Regions from separate parts of the Homo sapiens genome. Here region 2 is linked to region 1. A link is a loop called in an ENCODE intact Hi-C map of the cell type or tissue named here. Cell type or tissue: thyroid gland. All regions are shown on one strand. Each heading gives the region's core, and the rest is flanking DNA. Links, peaks and the distances in the headings are about the cores only.

Region 1 (8,086 bases), core at 1,256-6,255:
TCAAGGTTTTTTGTCTTAAAACAATCAAAAGATTCTTTGGTTCATTCCTGCTATCAAGAGTCAGTTCTTTCAATAGGTGACAGAAGCAAAGTAACCAATTTTTGCTGGAAAAAAAGAAAAAATAAGAACAAGGACAAGAAGAAGAAAAGGACATGGTGAGCGGTGACTACTACAGTTCCCTGATGTTGAGGTTTTTAGGCCTTGGGCCCCAGACACTCAGATGGTTTTTATCTTGTAAACAAACCAAAAAAGAATAACTAAATTTCAGAAGATCTGTCTAGTATCAGGAAGACCCACAAAATCCCATCAACATTTTATAATAGACTTATAGAAAGCATCAGATCAATGTGCTATGAAGATTCCCATGAACATAAAAAGAAATGAAGATGAAGTATGTCAATGCACATTGCCCACCTCCACGCTGTTGCTGGAATAAGAACCAAGGATTCGAAAGATTAACAAGAGAAGGACCTAGAATCAGAGTGAGAGAAAAAGGAAATGAGGGTGGGAAGAGAGAGGGAGGAAGGCGGAGAATGAAGCCTTTACTGAAACTCCCCAGTGTTTGGAAAAAATATAAATATATAAATTTTTGCAATAAATAGCCTGAAATACCACAGAAATTCATGTCACCGCTAAATATTAGATGACATTTTGGTACTATTTGCCTCAGAACAGAGGTGAGCTGAGTCTAATGTCTCAGTGGTATTTCATAATGGAGAGATTTCAGTGGTGCCCTTTTCCCCAATTTGTATAGATTTTCTTGTACTGCATACAAACCTCCCAAGCTAGTCACAATCCTGATCTTTATCTCTAAGTCCTGTTTGAAAGTAAGCCTGTTAGGATATTTTAAAACTAGTAATATCTCATTAGACTTCTTCTGCTACTCTCTTCATCATCAATTCCATCTAGTAGGGTTTGATTCCTGGACTACCTATCCTACCACAACAGAAATTAGTTACAATGAAACATTTCTTATGAGTGAATAGTAGATCACGTTTAAACACTAGGTGATTCATCCATGTGTACTACTGCCCTCTCTGAAATCTCACATACTACAATTGAAATTTGGCAGAGTGGCCATCCCTTGATTGTTGACCTAACCAGGGAGATCCACAATTTCTCTTGGTGCCTGCGTAAAGGTCTGCTACAATAATGCGTATGTAAGGATGCTTTTAGCAGCAAGATTCATTAATCAAACTCAAACTGAAAACAAGGATAGGCATTGGTCCATGTACTAAAAAGTCCAGAAATACAGTGTGCCTCAGCATTGGTTTACCCAGGTGCGCAGCAATGTCGTTAAGAACTCAGGTTCTTTTTCCATGTATCTACTGTCTTTCCACATAGGTCACTTGCTCCTAAGGCTGGTTCTCCTCATGAACATAGGAGTGCTGCTGGTAGCAATCAGTACCACAGCTGTTTTGTTCACATCCGTGAAGAGAGAAAGTCACTTCCAGAAACTCTCAAGAGTAATAATATTCTTTCCCAGAAGCCTCTAGCAAATCTTTCCTTGAGTCTCATTGCCCTGAACTTCTAGTTTTGGAAAAGAGGATAGGCTTACTCTGACTGGGGATCAGCTCTCAAACCTTACGGCTGGAGTACAATGGGGAGAGTGAAATTGGGGTGACAATCATGGTGTCCACTACAGAGATTCTGTTGTCTTACACCAGGTTAGGGCAGTATTGGAACTTCTTTTACAGTCTTAGCTATATAACTATAATTCTCTTCAGCGCCACACAGCAAAACAACTTTTGATTGATGAGCCTTCCTACTGCTGATCTGTAAACAGTCCCAGCTTCTTTGTTTTATTTGTACCAGTTTATCTGGATTCACTATTGCTCCCCACCAATGCCCTCTTTACTTGTGAATAACTGAGTGGGAAGATATATTCTCTAGTTCTTGTCTTAGAAAAGAGAGGCCGGATCTTCATTCAACCCTACAGCTGCATGAAAGAAGACATTAATTAATGTGCTAAAGTTGACGACCTACTGAAGTGACCATTACAGGTGGTGGTGTTGATTCTTTATCCTCCTGACCATGGGAACCTTCACTGACCTTGGTGCATCTGGAGGGGTCAGGAAGTGACTCTAGGGGGTTAATGCATGTTGTCACTTTGATGCTGCAACTGCAGTCATTTTCTTCTATCACAGGCATGGTTTAAAATGGCAATTCATAATTCATGTTATCCTATTAGTATAGATGTGTACTTCAGCAGATATTTGCCATGTGGATCTACTTGGTTCATCCAAATACTTTAAAGCCTCTGAGATGCTGAGGAAGAGCTGGACACAAGAGCATCTCCTTAGAGGACTGAGATGGCCTGGAAGCATCCCAAAGGGAATCATCTGATGAGTAGAGATTTCCTTTAGAAGGCCCCCACTCCAGGCACACTTGGGCATTGCTTGGGTACACACAGATGCTTGCAACAGAAATCAACGAATCTAACAGGATTTCCAAGGGGCTTCCAGTCACAATGAGGAGTTCTTCCACGTCTGCTGGAATGTTCTTAGGCCTTTATAACTCTCTCCTTTTGGAGAAGGATGATGATTCTTTCAAATCTAATACTCACCCTCAAATGAACAGGGCATTTTATATAAGCTGTTTGCTTCTCCTGCTGTTCTTTTTCTAATGCTAGGGACAGTTAGTTTAAAACTCAATGAATCTCTTAGCTTGCACATTACCAGCATCCTCTTTTACCAAGAAAAAGGGAGATGTTTACTTATATCCTACTCATGGCTTCATCATGAAAAAAAGTTCCACTTTATAGATATTTTGTTCTGTTAGGTCTTCACAATACAGATTTTAGAGAATTGCTTTTTGGACATTCCTTGATCCAAATATTTGTTCAAGACACTGTAAACATGTGACTGGATACCAGACCATGTTATTAAATATCAAGTGAATCATCACTGTAAACATGTCTGTGAAATCTCACGTACAGCAATTTGAAAGTACAGGATCCCAGGGGAACCATGATGCAGCCTTGGGGAAGATCCTGGATGATGGCTTTCTACTACACAAAACCACAATTGGAAAGAAGTCAAGGAACATTTGCCTGTCATCCAGGCCTCCATTAATAAAACATAACTGGCCAAATTCCATAGAATGTAGCTGCTTGCCTATTTCAAGTTTAAAGTTCATTAATAAAAACAGAAAAAAAGGCCTTCTTGGGAGTTTTTTAAATTATAATTTAATAATTAGGGGCTGCAGAAAATTTTTTTTAAGTCAATGCCATCGTCGAAGATCATGGCAGTCATTCAGGATCATTCTGTTTGTTAACAAATTTGTTAAAGATGAGATAACCAAAGTTTCGGCACCATCAGCTGAAGTTACAACTTGCAAAATGTAGCCAAAAGGGGGATTAGAAGCCATATGCATAAGAGCTGGTGACATTTTCCAAGATGAGACAGTACATTCCAAAGGGAGAAGCATCATTCAGCATCATTACACAGCATGTTTCTTCTATCTGTGACAGATGTCCAAGCTGGCTTGAAAGGAGATAAGCCAATAGTTTTCCAAGCTGACTTAGAAACTCGACAAAAAAAATGGGTATCTTGTTACTGTTTGTCAGCATAACCTACCTTCTCTTATTATCTGTCAGTCTGAAATACCCCTCAATAATAAAAATGTCAAGACTTGAAATTTGCCTCTAAGTTTGTAAGGGAGCCAACTCACTATTTTCCCATTCATTTAACATCAAAAGAGAGAACCTCATTCTGACCCCATCACACCTTCATCTCTGGCTCAAACAGAGACCCATTCTGGAGCAGGAAGGACCTGGGCCCTGGTGATTGGGACAAAGAGAAAAATGATAGTAATTTGTTGCCAAAATCTGACTTTACTCCTGGCTTGGTTAGGAAGGCCTCACCTGGAAGTCTCTTTTTATTCACATATTGAGCCTCTATTGAACATCCACTAACAGGCCTGTGATGGATACAAAAGTAGAAGGCATCCATATAGAATGAGGGCAGTTGTTAACTTCTATTTTGAAAACAGGAGAGGAAAAAAGGGTACCTGCCTATAACTGGAAGCCCAAGAGAAATTCTGGGTAATCCATCACATCTTCCTCTGTAAGGCAAGGTATTTTGTCCATGTCTATAGGGAAGCCCCTGGGCAGTTTACACACTAGTTACAGGCACATTGTTTAGAGCAAGCTGTGAAACCCAGCTTCTCCACTCTGTAGCCATAGGACCTGGGCAAATTATTTAACCTCTCTATACCTCAGTTTCCTCAACTGTAAAGTAGAAATAATACTACTACCAACCTCAGAGGGCTGTCGTGAGGACTAAATTAATTTATATATGGAAAGTGCTTAAGATAATTAAAATCAATCTGAATAAATATATATGCAACAACTTATATCAGTATAAAACATATATTCCAACAAGATATAATAAGAGCTAAGTAAAACTAAATAAATTTTATAAGAATATATTATATATAATAAAAATATATGTAATAAAATATATATAATAAAACTACCACATTCTCTAAAATCACTTGTAGTAAAGTAATATAAACATTGATCATAAAAGATATCCCAATGCAGGAAAAACATAAAACCACATAAAAAGTCGGTCTTAAGGCTGATATGCCAGAGGGAATATATTAACAAATAATATAGGAGTAAAGGAAAATATTTTTTAAAGAGGAATTTTTTTAGCGACCCAGATCTATCTAATGAAGAGTAAGCTTATACTATCTTTTTCAAAAATGTAAATTTTTTCTACTTATTAAGCAGTCATTAAAATAATTTTAATAATATCATATTTTAATGTAATATAATAGATAATAAATACTTATCATTGTTAATAATTATGATAGTGATAGATCTCTCACAAACAAAGTAATAAAACTTCATCACTAACAACTAACATTGGATTAGGTCTTTACAAAGCACTTCCTATACATTATTTTGATAGAGCCTCACAGCCACCCTCCCAGGATAGCGCTATGCTTATCTTTTTTCTTAGATGGGAAAATTAAACTCAGGATGGTTGAATGACGTGCTGGAATTTGCATAGCTTTAAGTAACAGAGATGACCCTCAAATTTTAGTTGATTTTTCCTATCACACCATCCTCTAGAGAGGGAGCTAGGCATGTGCCCAATTGCTTAAAGTCAGATTGTTATAATTATTTAGTGACTGTTTGGCAGTGTTGATGTAGATGATGGTGGGTGGAGCTTCCCCCTCTAAAGTGCTTACCCAGCACCTTTTCTTTCCTTTTTTCCTGCCTCTATGGTTCCTCAAAATGACCAGTGCAGCTGTCTCAATATCAGATCAAAGCAATTCCAAGATGAAATAAACCTGGATGGGCTAAGTCACACTTTCTTACAGTCCTTTCTCATTATTACTATATAGCCTCATCTTGTGTAAGTCTATGGTTATTAAAAGCGACAGTATTCAGCAGGTTTACACATTTATTGATCAAACTTATTTCGAAATTACTTCAAGCTATCCTAAAAGAGCAAATTCACTTTTAAAGAGTAAAAATGTGCTACAAACCAGGGATATTCAATGTAGAAGAGAATTCTCAAAAAGAGGTTTCAGAAAATTTGGGTCAAAGGTACATCATTAAAATAAGAGCCAAGTTCTGCTTCTGCCTGAGTGTAAAAAAGATGGAAAAAGCATTTTTTTCACCCTAACAGAGACAGCTGAAGTGGCAAGACTACAAAGTTACCCAAATCCCAAGAAGAAAGAAGCCCCATCAAGAAGAGTGGGATGCACAGACTGGTACACCTATAGCAGAGTGCAGGCAAAGGAGGCACCAGCCACTGTGCACCCAGGCAAGACGAAATCAAATAAAATGTTAATACACTGCTAAAGGCCAAGCGTGGGCTACTGTGACAGGAAAGAGCCCTGGGAGCCCTAGACACAGAGGAGTTTGCACTCCAGCAGGCTCTTGGCCCCAAACCACCACAGGAAGAGTAGGGACAGATGGGAGCCTGGAGAGGACCCACCCTGGTAGTGCAGATGTGCAGAGTGGGATTAGCCCCCTCTGAGGGTATAATTCCTTCCCAGGTCCCTTCTCCCATATGGAGCAAAAGTCTTAAACCACTGGGGAGAGCAGTGAATCCTATTGTCACCACCCCCCAAACAAGGCACATGTAAAGATTCATTGCCCCCACCCCTAAAAAAATGGTTAAAAAAAACCAAAAAAACAAAACCCTTCACCTGTGGGGAAGACATAGAAGAACTACACCACTGAGGTCTCCTACCACTGGGGGAGGGGCAGGGATTTTCTTCCACACAAGATGCACCAGAAACACAAGACAGCTTGGCCGCTGCTATGGTTTAAGTGTGTCCCCCAAAGAGTTCACGTTTTAGAAACTTAACTCTCAATGCAATAGTGTTGAAAGGTGGGGACTTTAAGAGATGATTAGGTCACAAGGCCTCTCCCTCATGAGTGAATTAATGCCATTATTGTAGGAGTGGGTTAATTGTTGCAGGACTGGTGTACCTAATAAAGGGTGAGTTTCTCCTCTCTGCCCCAATGTGTGCTCTCTTTCCCTTCCACCGTCTGCCATGGAATAATGCATCAAGAAGTTCCTTGCCAGAGGTGAGAACATTTTTAAATTTTTTTGTAGAGATAGGGTCTCACAATGTTGCCCTGGCTGGTCTTGAAATCTCAGCCTCAAATGGTCTTCTCACCTCAGTCTCCCAAAGTACTAGCATTACAAGTGTGGCCCACCATGCCTGGCAGATGTGAGACTATTTTAAGATAGAAAATTGGTACTGAGAGTGAGGCTGTTGTTATAGCAGATACCTGCAAATGTGGAAGTGGCTCTGAAATTGGGTAATAGGCCAAGGCTAGAAGAATTTGGAGGAGCAGGCTAGAGAATGTCTAGATTGCTGTGAATGAAGTGTGAATGAAGTGTTAAGGGAACTTCTGGTGAGGGCTCAGAAAACAAGAGTTGAAGCAAGACCCTGCATCTTCTGAGATATTACTTAAGTGGTCTTGACAGAATGTTGATAAAAATATAGACTATAGACAGCAAAGATCATTCTGATGAGGTCTCAGATGGAACTGAGGAAAAAGGTAATACAAACTGGAGCAAAGGCCATCCTTATTACACAGTTGCAAAGAACTTAGCAGAATTGTTTCCATGTCCTAGGCCTTTATGGAAGAGGGACTTTAAGAGCAATAAACTAGGTTACACAGTGGAAGAAATTTCTAAGCAAAATATTAAAGGAGTTGTGTGGCTTCTTTTAACTGCATATAGTAAAATAGAAGAGAGAAATGATTTAAAGACAAAATTTATAATTAAAAGAGAAACAGGATTAGGGATTTGAAGGCTTCTCAGCCTGGCTGTGTGGTAAGAAATTAAGGACATTTTCAGAAGAGGAAATCAAAGATGCAGCCAAGCAACGATTTGATAAAGAGATTATTATGGGGAGAATGAAGCCTGGGGCTATTCATCAGAACAGTGGAAGAATAACCTGGAAGGCAGTTTGAAAATTACCAGTGCCCATGGCTCAGAGTGCAAAGGCCTAGGCCCTAAGAGAACAAAATAGGTCAAAAGAGAGGCCTAGGGTACTATATTAGTCTGTTTTCAGGCTGCTGAAAGAGACATACCCAAGACTGGGCAATTTACAAAGGAAAGAGGTTTAATTGGACTTACAGTTCCCATGTGGCTGGGGAAGCCTCACCATCATGATGGAAGGCAAGGAGGAGCAAGTCACATCTTAAATGGATGGCAGTAGGCAAAGAGAGCTTGTGCGGGGAAACTCCCCCTTATATAATCATCAGATCTTGTGAGATTTATTCACGATCATGAGAACAGCACAGGAAAGACCTGACCCCATGATTCAATCATCTCCCACTGGGTCCCTCCCACACACCTGGGAATTCAAGATGAGATTTGGGTGAGGACACAGCCAAACCATATCAGGTACCCTCTGTATCTTAGGGCTCACTGCCCAGGGATCCCTCAGTCTCTGCTCTCCACATTCTAGTGTAGCACTTCTCTGCCTCTCCAACATGGCTCAAGCAGGCCCAGTGCATCTCAACCCTCCATTCTGGAGTGCACAAGCAGGGAGCCTTGGTGACATCCATGTGCTAATTCTACAGATATGCAGAATGCAAGAA
Region 2 (5,000 bases), core at 1-5,000, 120 kb before region 1:
GCTGACCCCGTGTTTGTTGCTGAAGAGTAGAGCAGATGACAGCTGCTGTGAAATGGAAATCAGAGCCAGTTCCCTGTTAGGAATAAGTCAATACAGCTTTTTAATATGCAGTCGGTGGAGTGCGGCACATCCCCAACCAGGGACAGACTACATTGCGCAAGGTCAGGTAGGGAGGACTGCAACTCACCCACAGAAACAGGCCCCTCCCCAGCCCAGTCAATGCCATCTAAGAAGATTTCTATCTGGAACTTTTCAAAACCTTTTAGTCATCTCTTCACATCACCTTGAAAGAATGCGCATGATTTGTTCATCACGGGGATGCTAACGGGACTCAGCTTCACAGCTCTCTACCTCCATTTCATCAGCAGCAAGGCAGTCTCCCCAAAGAGGAAGGGCAGGCACGAGATGAATTGAATTGCCCAGCTGGGGCTCACCTGGCACTCCAGCAATCGTAGTCGGGAGTTCCACTAAATTCTGCGTGCCCCTTTTCTTTTCTTTTCATTTTTAGACATGTAAAGATTAAAATGAGTTAATGTTTTAAAACAAATGCATTCCAAATTAAAATGAGGCCGGGCATGGTGGCTCATGCCTGTAATCCCAACACTTTGGGAAGCTGAGGTGGGTGGATCACTTGAGGTCAAGAGTTGGAGACCAGCCTGGCCAGCATGGTGAAAACCTATCACTACCAAAAAATACAAAAATTAGCCAGGCGTCATGGTATGTGCTTGTAATCCCAGCTATTTGGGAGGCTGAGTCATGAGAACTGCTTGAACCTGGGAGGTGGAGGTTGCAGTGAGCCGAGATCATGCACTCCAGCCTGGGTGACAGAGTGAGACCCTGTCTCAAAAAAAAAAAAAAAAAAAAAAAATTAAAATGAGTAGGCCTGGGCCTGGAGCATGCTAAGAACTACTTGTGTTTACTATTATTTGTTACACTATTATTCAGTATTCGATAGGTGAAAGCTATGATTACTATTATTAAAATATTTACTCCTTCCTTCAAACATTACCTCAGCTATGACCTCATTCTGCCAGCTATTCCTGACCAAGCACTATACCTACCCCCTTACTGGCCACACACAAAAAATGCACTCACACACTCACTTAGAGTGGACGCTCCTCTCTGGGCAGCTGTGCTTCCTACTCTTCCCATTCTTAACACAATCTCATTGTGCACAGTAATTATCTGCTTATGTGTTTGTCACTTTCCCTATAGCAAAGCTTTTTTTTTTTTTTTTTTGAGATGGAGCCTCGCTCTGTCACCCAGGCTGGAGTGCAATGGCATAATCTCGGCTCAGTGCAACCTCTGCCTCCCGGGTCCAAGCAATTCTGCTGTCTCAGCCTCCCGAGTAGCTGGTAGATGGGATTACAGGCGTCTGCCACCATGCCCAGCTAATTTTTGTATTTTTAGTAGAGACGGGGTTTCACCCTGTTGGCCAGGCTGGTCTCGAACTCCTGACCTCAGGTGATCCACCTGCCTCGGCCTTCCAAAGTGCTGGGATTACAGGCATGAGCCACCGTGCCCAGCCAGCAAAACTTCTTAAACATTAATGTGCAGAGGAATCACTGGACATCTTGTTAAAATGCAGATCTGGATTCAAGAGATCTGGGGTGAGTCCTGAGATTCTGCATTTCTAATAAATGTCCAGGTGATGCTGATACTGCTGGTCCACAGACCCCACTCTAAGTAGCACTGACGCAGACTACAAGCTCCTCCAGAGCAACAACTGGAGCTGTTTGAGCTTTGTGTCTGTAGCTCTCGTCTCAATCCTCAGCATGCCGCATATGCACAACAGAGTCTGGCTGAGCTGATGGAAATGATGCTACCTGTTCCTGGAGCTCACGTACCCCTTTTGCAGCTCACACACATCTCCAGAATATGGGAGGTGCCTTGTGGTCCAGTGAACATTCTCAAGCATAATCACCCCCATATTAAACTTACCCAAAAAGCTGTGCTGGTCAGGGAGCAATTCTGGGATATGCAAACACTATATGCACGATCCCACCTCTCATGAAAGGGTTACAAAATGTGTGCACATAATTACAAGTGGTGCATAGCCAGTGAAGGAGGCTTTCAAGGAGTCTTCGGTTCACCTTGGGAAACTCTCAGCAAATAGCTCAGTGCTTTGCCAGAGAGTGGACGGCTCTTCATTGGCTTGAGAGAGAGAGAGCTGTTCACTTGTTCACCTGCCTGCCTCTGAGCAGACATAGGGGCATGTTTGACCTGTGCTGACTGATATTTTGGAAGGTGTTAGGAAAACAAACACTTCGCTGATATTACAAAATCATACTTTTCTTTAACCACCTATGAAGATAACGCATGGGGGAGAGAAGAGCACATTCTACCCAGAACCAGAAGACCTAGATTTAAACTTCAGGTTTCCTCTACATACTCATTGAGCTCTTACTATGCGCAAGTAATCATTCCAGTTTCTGAGAAAATGCAAATTATCTGCCCTCATGGAACTACCCTCTGAGGGAGAAAGGTAGATGATACACTTACAAGCACTATATACACAATACATGGTCAGTCGTGCCAAGTGCTTGGATGGGAAAATAAAACAGTGTCAGGTCAGGCAGGGTGACATGGAAGACAGCCCTGCAGAGCTAAATTTAGGCAGAGACATGAAAGAAGGGAGGGAGGGAGCCATGCAGATGTCTAAGGGAAGAACATTCCAGGCATGTTCCAGGTATGGTTAAACGGCAAGAGGGCTGGAACAGCGTGAGTGAGGCGGAGAGTGGAAGAGAGGAGCTCAGAAATGTAAGGCCAATAAGGGCAGACAGTAAGGCCCAGAACTATTAGAAGGAATACAGGTACATTTTTTCTGAGTATGATATAAACCTCCTGGAGGGTTTGTGTGCAGGGCAGTGGTGTGATCTGACCCACATTTTTTTTGTTTTTTGAGATGGAGTCTGGCTCTGTTGCCCAGGCTGGAGTACAGTGGCGCAATCTCGGCTCACTGCTAGCTCCGCCTCCCAGGTTCATGCCATTCTCCTGCCACAGCCTCCAGAGTAGCTGGGATTACAGGCACCCATCACCATGCCCAGCTAATTTTTTGTATTTTTAGTAGAGATGGGGTTTCACCGTGTTAGCCAGGATGGTCTTGATCTCCTGATCTCATGATCTGCCCGCCTCAGCCTCCCAAAGTGCTGGGATTACAGGCGTGAGCCACCATGCCTGGCCTGACCCACATTTTTAATGTGCTGCTATACAGAGAACAGACAGTGGGGAGGCAAGGCTGGAAGCAGGGAGATGAGATGGGATGTTTTGGCTTAAATAGCCCAGGTGAGTGAGGGTGGCAGGTAAGGTGGTGGTGGTGGAGATCCCAGCAGGGCTTGCTGATGGACTGGATGAAAGAACAACGGGTGATCCCTTGTAGTAAGCAGAAGATTGGCCCACAAAATGCCAACATCCTAATCTCCAAAACCTGTGAATATGTTACTTTCCATGCCAAAGGGACTTTGCAGATGTGATGAAATTAAAGATCTTGAGATGGGGGGATTGTCCTGGAATATCTAGGTGAACCTCATTGTAATTCCAGGGATCCCTATAAGGGAAAGCTGGAAGCAGAGTCAGAAAGGAGGGCCAGAGTCAGAGAAGGAGATGTGATGATGAAAGCAGAGGTCAGAGTAATGCAAGCCACTTGCCAAGGAATATCAGAAGCCTCTAGGAGCTGGAAAAGGCAAGACAACAGTTTCCTCTGAAGACTCCAGAAGCATTGCAGCCCAGCTGACCCACATTAGATTTCTGGCCTCCAGAAGTGTGAAATCATAAATTTGTACAGCTTTTATGTCGGTGGTAATTTGTTGCAGCAGCAATAGGACTAATGTACCTGGGTTCCCTGGGATGCCATTTACTGAAACAGAGAGCATCAGTGCTCTTCAGAGAAAGAGCAGGAGTTGGGACCTCTGTTTAGGTCGTGCTGGATTTGAGGTGCCCATTAGCTATCCAAGTGGAGTTATCAAGTAGGCAGGTGATAACTGACCCTGGAGCTCAGAGAAAGATTGGAATTTCATGTGACCTTGAGCAATTCCTATAATTTCTCTGAGCTTCAGTGTCTTCTGCAAAATGGGGGTTATATCTTCTTTATCTATCAAGGATCAAAGGAGACATTCTATGGCAAGTGTTCAAAGTATGCCACTAACATAAGGCATTTGCTATTCTGATAAATTGGCCTCTCACCCAAAGGCAATAGGAGTCATTTCTCACAGAGACCTTTTAAAGTCTTTTGTCCCCACAAACTCATCATATCCCATCAACTGCCACAAAATGCAGAGAGCAGCACTTAGGGCAGTATGTGGCCACAATTCTCAAGGAAACACGAGATCACTCTGGACACATCCAATTAATAGAACTGTAAGGAAAATCCCACCCTCAGCACTCTCAGGAACTGCCACTGTTCCCCCAGTCCAGCCTTGCCAGACTTTAACTGTGACGAGCTTATATTTAACAGCCAAGTGATGGGGATGTATATTTTATTTCCATCTAAATGGTCAGTGACTTTGGAAGGTCCTTCAAGTCCAGTCAGAGAATTCAAAGCTCCCACCAAATGCAGAGTCTGTTCATGTGTCCATTGCACATCCATTTGCTGACCACTGGCAGAGGCCAGGCCCAGTGCTGGGCACTCCGGGTAGAGTGGAATACAAGGCAGGCCTGTGCCCACAGAATCTATTCTTCCTACAACCTCTTATGCTTTCTGTGATGGAGGCAATTGCTCTTCCTGAGGCTTTACAGTCCCACGGACCTGCCAGTTAAGGACCAATTCCCAAACCTATAAAACAGGGATTACATCTATCTATTACATATATCTATTATCATCATCTATAAAACAGGGATTACAATCCCTGGAGGGCACCTAGCATAGGACTCTGTACTCACTAAATGCTCAATAACTGGAAGACTTAATTGTTATAGTTACTATTGTTGTTCAAGTTTCACCTAACTTTTTAAAATAAACAGCCTAAAATATGCCTCTCTGAAATATCCAGTATGATAGAGTA

The links. A loop is a pair of places that touch in the nucleus more often than their neighbours do. Peaks named below come from ENCODE experiments on the same cell type or tissue, not always from the same donor. Only the 100,000 strongest peaks of a DNase experiment are listed, where the experiment ranks them.
Region 2: it touches region 1 in a loop (2.1-fold over the local background); 3 of 110 quality-filtered maps call a loop at or near these places.

Annotation. Positions count from the first base shown.
Region 1 is chr1:76,001,263-76,009,348 of GRCh38, reverse strand. It overlaps LOC105378806 (a long non-coding RNA gene), which reads left to right and starts at 6,403. Exons shown (of 3, transcript XR_947521.3): 1 at 6,403-6,556. In thyroid gland, for the core only: no CTCF peak of the experiment used is centred there; no DNase peak of the experiment used is centred there.
Region 2 is chr1:76,119,618-76,124,617 of GRCh38, reverse strand. The region is part of intron 1 of ST6GALNAC3 (ST6 N-acetylgalactosaminide alpha-2,6-sialyltransferase 3); the gene reads right to left. Among named protein-coding and RNA genes, the nearest start is that of ST6GALNAC3, 47 kb to the right of the region's middle. In thyroid gland, for the core only: no CTCF peak of the experiment used is centred there; DNase peaks (open chromatin) are centred at 2,137 and 2,567; H3K27ac peaks cover 2,237 bases.